2 separate regions of the Homo sapiens genome follow, and region 1 is linked to region 2. Evidence: chromatin contacts called from ENCODE Hi-C data. All regions are on one chromosome and are shown on one strand. Each heading gives the region's core, a stretch centred on a gene start or an enhancer-like site at or near the end of the contact. The rest is flanking DNA. Distances are from core to core; before and after follow the strand shown. Region 1 holds the start of SOHLH1 (spermatogenesis and oogenesis specific basic helix-loop-helix 1). Region 2 has its middle 59 kb from the start of LINC02907.

The links. Hi-C counts contacts between places; a loop is a spot of excess contacts on that map.
Region 1: a loop to region 2 is called in a map of posterior vena cava, with 3 times the contacts of the local background. The contact joins the promoter of SOHLH1 here to the enhancer-like site in region 2. A Hi-C loop is called at or near these places in 2 of 168 maps with a recorded cell type or tissue (dorsolateral prefrontal cortex and posterior vena cava).

What each region holds. Positions count from the first base shown.
Region 1 is chr9:135,696,462-135,701,625 of GRCh38, reverse strand. It overlaps SOHLH1 (spermatogenesis and oogenesis specific basic helix-loop-helix 1), which reads left to right and starts at 2,145. Exons shown (of 8, transcript NM_001101677.2): 1 at 2,145-2,223; 2 at 2,500-2,631; 3 at 3,150-3,297; 4 at 3,999-4,120; 5 at 4,821-5,014. The coding sequence starts at 2,159.
Region 2 is chr9:135,281,132-135,286,452 of GRCh38, reverse strand. No RefSeq gene overlaps it. Among named protein-coding and RNA genes, the nearest start is that of LINC02907, 59 kb to the left of the region's middle. RefSeq lists enhancers at 790-1,456, 2,931-3,478. Within about 2 kb of position 3,609, at least 4 of the 41 ENCODE cell types and tissues checked have a DNase peak (open chromatin) inside an H3K27ac peak, as active enhancers do; they include dorsolateral prefrontal cortex, where a contact is called at or near this core.

The DNA of each region.
Region 1 (5,164 bases), core at 896-3,395, 420 kb before region 2:
CACCCAGACGGGCACACACAGCACCTTTAGACGGGTGGGGAGGGGCCCCAACTTAAGATGCTGCAGGCCAAAGACTAGGAAGCAGAGGGTCCCCCTGCGGGCCCCCTTTCCCGTGCACGTGCTCACACTGTTACACATGCGTCACCCTGGCTCAGCCTCACACAGAGCTCTGGAGAACTGCGATTTCTGTCCCCAGAGCTTTGTTGGTTTGCAGGGTGGACCAGGCCCCTCACTAAGCCAGGACTGTGCCCACGAGGGCCAGGGGGAGGGCCAGGTCCATTTGGAGGGCGCATGCCATGTACTTTGTGGTCCCTGGCCTCCCCAGTGTCTCTCCAGAGGGTCCTTCCCTGTTTCTCCAGGAGGCAGCAGGCTGAACACAGATGCTTTTGAGGGGTGGGTGGGGAACACTCGGGGAAGTCTAGGATGCTAAGTCCCCAGCAGAGGTTCAGCCTGTGCCCCCGCCACACAGCTCGTGGGCATCTTGGGGGTTTTTCCTCAGGTCCCTAGATTGGCCGGTGCTGCTGCCGGGGTCCCACCACCCCTGGGCGGGTGCCGCCGGGGCAAGATGGTGGCCTTTCTGCCAACGCCCTCCTGCCTGGGGAACTCAGAAAAAACTGAGAGGCCGCACCATCTGCATCTGTGATTAATTAGCAGTAATTACACGTGTTGTCAACGGCAGGAGAGTCACAGGTTTGATGACATTCCGAGGGCTTTAGGGAAACAAAAACTTGGCCCCACTCTGCCACTGAGGAGCCCCAGATCGCCAGCCCGTCCATCCCTCCCTGGCCAGGGGCAGGGCCGGGAGAGGGGCCCAGGTCCCCGAGAGCTTTTGCCCTCCTCTCCAACCCCGTCCTCCTCCATGTCTGACCTGCAGCCAAGGCTGGGCGGAGCAGGGATGGAGACACCACCTTATATTACATAACCTCCCTCTGCTCCAAACACCCTTCACCCATCTTTGGCCCAAAGTCCAGGATGCCAGCCCGAGGCCCAGAGCCGCGCCTTCTCCACAGGAGACTGGGGCACCCCGGACAGACGTCCCCGTGTGGTGGCACCTGCCCGGGCTCCTTCTTGCCTCCCCTCTCGGGAGGAGAGCCCCTGCCACCCACCCCACCTCCTCCCGCTACGACCTCAGCACGAGCCAGGCCAGGGATGTCCTCCCAACAGTCCAGCCTCACCCCCCACCCTCGTCCCCTCTGCTTCCCTGAGGGCCCCCCGCAACCTCCGTGAAAGAGGAAGGGTCTCCACCTCCCCCTTCCCTCCGTCATCCCCCCAAAAGTATGTACTGGGGGACTCAAGCCCAGCGCAGGGCGGCTCCTGGAGTTCAGCGGGGAGGTGAGCAAACACCTGGCGCCGGAGCTTTCTGAATTTGGATGGGCAGGACCCCCGCGATCCCGCAGAAACCTGTTGAGAGTGTGAGGTGAGGGGTCGAGCTGGGGCCCCAGGGCATAAAGCGGGGATGGTGCTTGGGCAGGGCCAGGTGAAGGGACAGACGGTTCCGAGGGTGCCCGGCAGAGCTCAGCGGGAGGAAGAGCACGGACGATGGTGGCCTGGGGTGGGGACAAGATGCCCCTGGTTCTGGGCGACCCAGAAGTGTGGATGGTGACCCTACCCTGAGGCGCAGCGTCTGCAAGCGTACTAGATTTGGGGGAAAATGGAGGCGTGGGCGACTGGGGAGCAGGCGGGTACCCTTCCCCCTCCCTGTGTCCCTGGGTCCCCCAGGCCTGGGCTAAACAACTCAGCCCAGCCCGCCCACTCCCACCAGGGGCTGGGCTCCTAAGGGCAGAGCCCGCATCTCCAAAGTGCCCAAGGGCACCGAGACCACCGCATAAGTGGGAACCGAGGCGACCCCCGGGAAGGTAAGGGTAGAGGCAGGGCCACCTGGGCTGGGGCCCCTTCCCCTGGCGTCCTGCGGGGGCATAGAGTGGGTGGACCCCCCGAGTCCCTTTCCAGCACCTTCTTTGCAGGAACGCGGGTCACGTGGGCCCCGGGCTGGCTGCGTGGGGAGGGCTAGAGCGCATGCGCTATGGGGGCGGATTGCAAGTGGGGGTGGGGTGGGCTAGGTGGAAAGCACGTGGCAGGTGGGCAGAGCACACGTGAGGGGGCGGGGCTGCCTGCGGAAGGGGCCGTGCGCGTGGGGTCGCTCCGCAGCTGCGAGTTCATGGCGTCCCGGTGCTCCGAGCCCTACCCGGAGGTCTCCAGAATCCCTACCGTCAGGGGATGCAAGTGAGGAATTGGGCTGGCGGCCAAGGGGTTGGGGGCCCAAGGCCTGTACCCAGGGGTTCTTCCGCAAGTTGCTGGGCTCCACCCATCCTGGGCCTCCTGGGGCGGAGCCCTGGACCCTGGGAGAGGGGAAGGGGTGCAGAGAGGGCCGGGCCGTGTCCCTACGTGACCCAGTCTTGGCTTCCACCCGCACCCCAAAGACGCCCATTCTGGCATCTGGGACTCCTGGTGGCCTTTTCTGGGGTTCTCAGGGCCCGGTGCTCTTGGCTTTCTCGGCAGCGGCTCCCTGTCTGGTGCCCTCTCCTGCTGCGAGGACTCGGCCCGGGGCTCGGGCCCGCCCAAGGCCCCTACGGTGGCCGAGGGTCCCAGCTCCTGCCTTCGGCGGAACGTGATCAGCGAGAGGGAGCGCAGGTGAGTGGTGGTGCCTCCCAGGGGTGAGGGCGCTGTAAAGGGGTGGAGCGGGTGAGATTATGTTCGGGGCTGCCACCAGGTGTCAGGCAGCTGGGAGGGGCTCGTGGCCTGTGCCCAGGAGAAGGACAGACTGCACATCTCCAAGTAAACCAGAAAAGCCCTGTTGGGGAACATCCTGCAGCCCCTCTTTATCCTGAAGCCTTGGCCTCTTGAGGCTGTGCACCTGTGACCCTCTGTGCTTCTGACTGCCTCTGACCCTCGCTGTCTTTTCCACACCGCAAAGCAGCCATGGTTTGGGCCTGGGCTGGACAGCCTGTCGCCGAGGTCCAGGGGTCAGGCCCAGGCTGTGCTCTGATGTGGATCTCGGGGCTTCAGACCACGGGGGCAGCTCTGAGTCATCTTGTAGCCCCCTCTGCCTGACAAGCGCCCAGGGTCTATCTGGCAGGTTCTAGCAGTTGCTGTCCCTTCTCGGGGAGGGCAGGAGGGCCCAGAGGTATTTGTTTCTTGACCGGAACCAGGAAGCGGATGTCGTTGAGCTGTGAGCGTCTGCGGGCCCTGCTGCCCCAGTTCGATGGCCGGCGGGAGGACATGGCCTCGGTCCTGGAGATGTCTGTGCAGTTCCTGCGGCTTGCCAGCGCCCTGGGGCCCAGTCAGGAGCAGCACGCTGTGAGTTGTAAGGGTAGACGCCGTCAGTCCTCCGGCATCACGGTGATGGGACATCTCACCACCTTGCAGGCAGTGTGTCCCCTGTCATCCCCGTCTCCTTCAGCCCTCTGGGTCTCCACGGCTAGAGCAGGCCACGTTTTCGGCAGGGCACTTCCTGATTTGTTCAAGCCTTACCTGTTGTTATTCTGTTCCTGGAAAGGAGCAAGCCTTCCTTTCCAGCCCTCCTGTGCCCCTGAGTCCTGTTCATTGATGGGTTGCCGAGATGCTCCGTGCCAATTTGGGGGAGAGTTGGGGTCTCCTGATCCTCCCTGGCTGAGCACCCCCTAGATCATTTCTCTGCACGTCTCCAAGAGAGAGGCTCCTCTCCCCTCTCCAAGGCTCTGGGGGCTCTGGCTGACCCCGTGAGTGCTGGGGCTGAGGACCTGTGTGGGGAATGAAACTGTGTTGTCATCTGTGAGGTCAGGGGTCCCAGCATTTGCAGTGAGGCCCTTGGGTATGCACAGCCTGATTCAGGAATGGTGGGGCCTTTCGGGGGTGGAACCTCAGCCTCGTTGTCAACCTGTACTCTCGCCCCCAAGTTCCAAGCGGGGACCGAGCTCACAGTGACCCTCCAGGCCCTGGGGTAGCAGTCTTGTCACCGTGTCTTGGGTTTCTCAGCTGACTGTCTCTGTCTTTGTTTTACATGTTTACTTAAATTTCAGATTCTTGCTTCCTCCAAGGAAATGTGGCACTCGTTGCAGGAGGATGTTTTACAGTTGACGTTGTCGAGTCAGATTCAAGCAGGTGTGCCAGACCCTGGGACGGGAGCGTCCAGCGGGACTCGGTTAGTGTCTCCTGGGGCCCGCTCTCCAGGGCTGGGTGACCCTGGGAGCAGCAGACCCAAAGCCCCCTGGCATGTCCTCGGGAGGGTGTGGCCTGGAGGCCCGGCTTGGCCTCCGCAGGTGGTGACCTGCCCAGGGCCCTGCCAACTCAGGTGGCCAGGTGTGAGGTGACCAACATGGGCGAGCTCCAGCAAGGGGGGAGCGCGGTCAGCAGAATTGAGGGCCTGGGCTGGTGTGGAGGTGGGAGGTGCCCGGGAGGATCTCTTCTGCTCCTGTGTGTGGGGAATTTACAGGTGGTCAGTGAGGTGTCATACTCCTCCCCATGGGCAGCTTCAGGAATGCAGTTTTCTGAAGTCAAGATAATTTGGTTCTTTTCAGAATGGCAGCTCCCCAGGTTGAAGGACTGTCTGCATCTTGTGTTTAAATGTACCCATTTTACCCCAAAGCAGGCTGGGGCATGGGACTGGTGGCTAATTAGCTGTGGAAGAATCTAGAACCGGAGGAGTTGGGCAGAGGGAAACTGGGTAGACAGCTGTGGAGCTTGGCTGGCCCAGGGCCCCTGGGCAGAGGCTGGCTTGATGCTGGGTGGTGCCTGGGGTGTCCTGGGGATGGGTCCAGCCCTCTGCTCTTGGGGTGGGTGGGGGCAGCCTTCCAGGGGGCTGGGGAATAGACCCAGGATCCTTGTCATGTTGCTCCTTCTAGAACCCCAGATGTGAAGGCGTTTCTGGAAAGTCCTTGGTCCCTGGATCCAGCGTCGGCCAGCCCAGAGCCCGTGCCGCACATCCTTGCGTCCTCCAGGCAGTGGGACCCCGCGAGCTGCACGTCCCTGGGCACGGACAAGTGTGAGGCACTGTTGGGGCTGTGCCAGGTGCGGGGTGGGCTGCCCCCTTTCTCAGGTGAGTCCTGGGTGTGCATGTGGGGTGCCTTTGGCCTGGGGAGCGGCGCCAGGCTGTGCTTTAGCCCTAAGAACAATGGGGGCTGTTTGCAAACGGGGTTCGAAGTTTTCCCAGGCCCTTGTGTTGGTGAGAAACCCACGTGTTGAGGGA
Region 2 (5,321 bases), core at 2,360-4,859:
CGTGTGCACATGCCTGTGTGTGTGGGGGATGTGTGTGCACCTGTGTGCCTGGGGACGCGTGTCACATGTGCACATGCCTGTGTGTGGGATGCGTGTGTACGTGTGTGCCTGGGGATGCGTGTCACGTGTGCACATGCCTGTGTGGGGGATGTGTGTGCACGTGTGTGCCTGGGGACGCGTGTCACGTGTGCACATGCCTGTGTGTGTGGGGATGTGTGTGCACGTGTGTGCCTGGGGACGCATGTCACGTGTGCACATGCCTGTGTGTGGGGGGATGCGTGTGCACCTGTGTGCCTGGGGACCCATGTCACGTGTGCACATGCCTGTGTGTGGGGGGATGCGTGTGCACCTGTGTGCCTGGGGACCCGTGTCACGTGTGCACATGCCTGTGTGTGGGGGGATGCGTGTGCACCTGTATGCCTGGGGACCCGTGTCACGTGTGCACATGCCTGTGTGGGGGGGGATGCGTGTGCACCTGTGTGCCTGGGGACGCATGTCACGTGTGCACATGCCTGTGTGTGTGGGGATGCGTGTGCACCTGTGTGCCTGGGGACCCGTGTGACGTGTGCACATGCCTGTGTGTGGGGGGATGCGTGTGCACCTGTGTGCCTGGGGACGCGTGTCACGTGTGCACATGCCTGTGTGGGGGATGCGTGTGCACCTATGTGCCTAGGGACGCATGTCACGTGTGCACATACCTGTGTGGGGGGGATGCGTGTGCACGTGTGTGCCTGGGGACGCGTGTCACGTGTGCACATGCCTGTGTGTGTGGGGATGCGTGTGCACCTGTGTGCCTGGGGACCCGTGTCACGTGTGCACATGCCTGTGTGTGTGGGGATGCGTGTGCACCTGTGTGCCTGGGGACCCGTGTGACGTGTGCACATGCCTGTGTGTGGGGGGATGCATGTGCACCTGTGTGCCTGGGGACCCGTGTGACGTGTGCACATGCCTGTGTGTTGGGGGATGCGTGTGCACCTGTGTGCCTGGGGACCCGTGTCACGTGTGCACATGCCTGTGTGGGGGATGCGTGTGCACCTGTGTGCCTGGGGACGCGTGTCACGTGTGCACATGCCTGTGTGTGGGGGGATGCGTGTGCACCTGTGTGCCTGGGGACCCGTGTCACGTGTGCACATGCCTGTGTGTGGGGGGATGCGTGTGCACCTGTGTGCCTGGGGACCCGTGTCACGTGTGCACATGCCTGTGTGTGGGGGGATGCATGTGCACGTGTGTGCCTGGGGACGCGTGTCACGTGTGCACATGCCTGTGTGGGGGATGCGTGTGCACGTGTGTGCCTGGGGACGCGTGTCACGTGTGCACATGCCTGTGTGTGTGGGATGCGTGTGCACCTGTGTGCCTGGGGACCCAGAGGTGAAATCACAACCACCTGAGGTCCCCAGCACCACCTGCCCCCGAGCTCCAGCCCAGGCACCTTGCCTTGCTTTCATCCCAGAAAGGGGTGACTGCAGGCCGGGGCTGCCCTGGTGCAAGGATTTCATCCTAGTACCCATGGCCATCAGGGGAGGCAGCTGGGGCCAGAAATGGGCACCCAGGGACCAGGAGGAGCCCTCTGCGCTATGCCTTCAGCCCTGCCTAAAGGGCATCCCCAGGGAGGCAGGCTTCTCTGTCCAAGCCCCAGCCAGAGCACAGCACAGACTGTTCTGGTCCAATCCAGCCCCCCACCCCCACAATTTGAGGGCAAAGAATGAAGGCCTCCTGACGGGGGCTGGGCATTTGCCACGAAGCCTCATTAACTTGGACACTGTCCTCATTCCACAGGGCAGCACAGCCCCTCAATGTTGGAAAACGGTGGCAGAGCCTCAGATACCTGCCGGGAGTTGGAGGACTGGGATCTGTCCCATCCCGTGGCCTCTGGGCTCACACAGGGTCCCAGCCACAGCCCTGGCAGCCTGGGCTTGATTCCATCTTCTTCCAATGAGAAGAATGTGTTCCTTCCTGCTGACCTGCGGGATTGGAAATGCAAGTGAAATCGCTGTTCCGACGCACAGGTTGTCCACATTATTAATAATAGATGGCCAGTGGGTGAATTATTTTCAGTGGGGGATTATTTTCAGTGGGGGAATTATTTCAACCATCCCACCCAACGTGCAACCTCGGGCCAGAACTGGTCCAGGAATGATCGAGTAAAAGTTTATGATAAAAATATCCAAAAATTGAGGAACTCTATAGCAATTTGACAGGATAATTGTGTCTGTTGAATCTCATACTAAAACATGATGGCTTAAAATGTGTGTGTGTTTTTTTTAAACTAATATATATATATTTTACTTCATTTTACTAGTATTGGTCTGAGGTAGATTGGAAAAGCTTCAGTAACCAGTCTTTGCCACAGAGGATTTGAGAAGCATAGACTTAAACTGTAAAGAATCACCTTCTTCAGCAAAGCAGTTTGGAGACAGCTACGGAGCTGAGTGCTGCAAGAGTGTGGGCTCCGGCACGGGCGTCCCACCCTGGGATGAATCCGGTGCAGGCTTTTCTGAGAGTAATGTCATAAATGTGTCAGCTGCTCTAACAAAGTAACCGTCCTTTGATCAATCCTCTGAGACGTGGAAAAAGGCATAACCACCAGGACATCCGCTGAGCAGCGTCTGAAAGAGTGAAAAACCCAGAAATGGCATGAACGCCCCACAGCAGAGGAGGGGCTGAGAGGGCAGCTCATGCACAGAGCGAGGCATGAGGCAGCCGCTGACGACGGTGCAAACTCGGTTTTGTAGAAGAGCATTCACCAGGAGAAACTGTTCCTGCCTTCATTTATTCATCAAATGTTTACTGATAACCTACAAAGTGCCAGGCAGGTGCCTGGAAGATAGACTGTATTTATTTTAAAAACAGCCTTTGAAACACTGGAACGCATGGTCGCAAGCTGATGAAAAGAAAAGTGCATCTATGCACGGGAAGAGCTAGAACGCTGTGCTTGCAGACGTCACCTGTCACTTGCTCTCGGAGTGGGATTGTGGGCATGTACCTTCTCTTTGGACTTTCCGATATGTTCCATGATGTTCTCTGATGAATATACGGTTTATGAAATTAGACTGCGAAATATGTGCAGTGAAAACAGTCTCCATTTGCATGTTAACACGGCGTGCGGCAGGAAGCATCCTGCAGGTCACTCTGATTTTTTCCAGGACTGCCCAGGGCTCTTGTCCTCAGGGCACCCACCTGCCCATGTGCTCCCTACCCAGCCTGAACCTGAAACAGGCATCCCAGTTCCCCTCTGGCACTGCATCCAAAGGCCCAGCTCGAGGTCTCTTTTCCCAGGTCCCTGTGCCAGCCCCTGACCCTGCCCCTTCCCCAGGAGCAGATCCATGGCTCTCCTGCTGCCCCACAGGCCTCATCCTCCAGTTCACTGGCTTTCAAGGGCCAAGGCCAGAGCACCCAACAGGACTGCCCCCTCCTGCCGAGGCCACCTGAGTGCCTGCCTCTGTGTCCTCCTGCATCTCAGCTGCAGCCTCCACCTGGCCTCAGCTCCAGGCCCAGCCCCAGACACCTGGACCCCACCTGGCAGCCACAATGGTTTGGACATGCAGGATGGGCACTGCACCACCGCCATGCACCCTCCAGGGAGCTCCGGCTGTGCTTGGGCTTAACCCCAACCTCCTTCTGCCAAGGAGGCCCCCAGAACAGGCCCTGACCACCTGTGCTGTTCCTGCGTCCCCGATGGACTGGGCTGAACATTGGTCAGGCCCTTGCTTCAGGAGCCTTGTGCTGCTCCTTCATGAGGCTGAGGCATTCCTCAGAGTTCAGCTTGGATGCCACCTCCTCCAGGAAGCCTCCCTGGTTTTTCCCCTCCATCCTTGAGAGGAGATGAGCTGTTCCTCGTCTGTGCTCATGCAGCCTGCACCTCCCCTACTCCAGGCCCTGCACTGTGGGGGCCGCCTGGCTTCTCTGTCCCCACCAATGGCAATTCCATGAGGTCACATGTGTCTTAGTCCCGGCCCTTGGCACCTGGCACAGAGCCTGGTGTGTAGGGGAGCTCTGAATGTTTGCAGATAAATGCTCCTGGAGTGTGCAAGTGGACTCGGAATACACACGGAATATACACAAACATTTAGGTGCTGTGTCCTCCTGGGGGACTCTGTGTGCTCGGCACCAGGAGGTAGACTCCCTGCAAGCCACTAGGAGGATCTCCGTGGAAAGGGCAGGGCATCTTTGTGAGCAGCTCCTCCTCCTCTCCCGCCCCAGCCTTGGTGCTAAAAAACCCCTCCTGTCCCTGCCTGAGGTCTCTCAGGAAGCACCGGGTGCTGTGAAGCTCGCACCTGGCCTGGCCCCAGCTTGTCACGCTGCCAAGCGTCTGACGTCACCTCTTGGCAACAGAACAGCCAGAACCAGGCTGGGTGGCTGGATATTAAAGAGCCACAGACAAACCCTGAGTGGATTGTCTCAGCGAGTTTTAAAGCACTCGCCTCTCTCCGCTCGACCCCCCCACACACGTGCTGGTTGTGAAATCGAAGGAGGCCTTGCGCTTGGGGTTTTGCCGTATTTCTGTTCTCCATCCCTCACCTCCAAAACTCAAGTGAATAGGCCAGATGCGGTTGCCACAGCAACCCCCTCTCCTCCAGCAGCTTGCGCTGGAGTTTTCAGCTTAATCTTCCTGGAAGTATCTGGGCACCAGAGTGCTGTTTAGGAGAACGGGGGCCATGTGGTGGGGAGGCCCTGCCTCCGCCTGCCTGCTGCCACCTTCACTTCTGGGGGTTTAGGAAGCTATGACTAGGGTAGTTACAGTGCTTTCTGGAGTGGGCAGCCACCTGGCAAAGTGATGACGGGGAGACCATGGGCTGCCCTCCAGAGCCCGAGGTTGGCTGGGACTTGGCCCTCCCTCCCCACGAGGAATCCAAGTCAGTCCTCTCAGCCCACGGAGGTGGGGAAGGTGTCCCATTATGTCTTTTGCAGATGGGGACCTGCTCAGGGACACCAGGTCAGGGAGGGGCAGAGTTAGGCCTGGACCCAGCCTGTGGCACTTGAGGGCCCCCCCGGGACCTCCAGGTACACAGACCCTGCCTCACCTTGTGACCCTTCTCTGCAAAGCTGACCCCGTCTGGGTGAGCCCAGCAGCTGCCCGAGGCCTAGAGCCAGTAGTAGCCTCCCGAGGCCAGTCTATTGGAGCTGACAGCTCCTCCTGCAGGCTGAGGCTGGGAGGTGGATGCCCCGACCGCAGGCCTTAGCATGGATCCATGGGCCCCTCAGAGACCCCCAGCGCCACTGGGTGTAGCCAGCAGCAAGGTGGTTCTTCAAAAAGCCTCCCCTGAGTGATCTGGGTGGGGGTGGTGGCTTTCCAGCGTTGGGGGGACGCTCAATTAACCTGC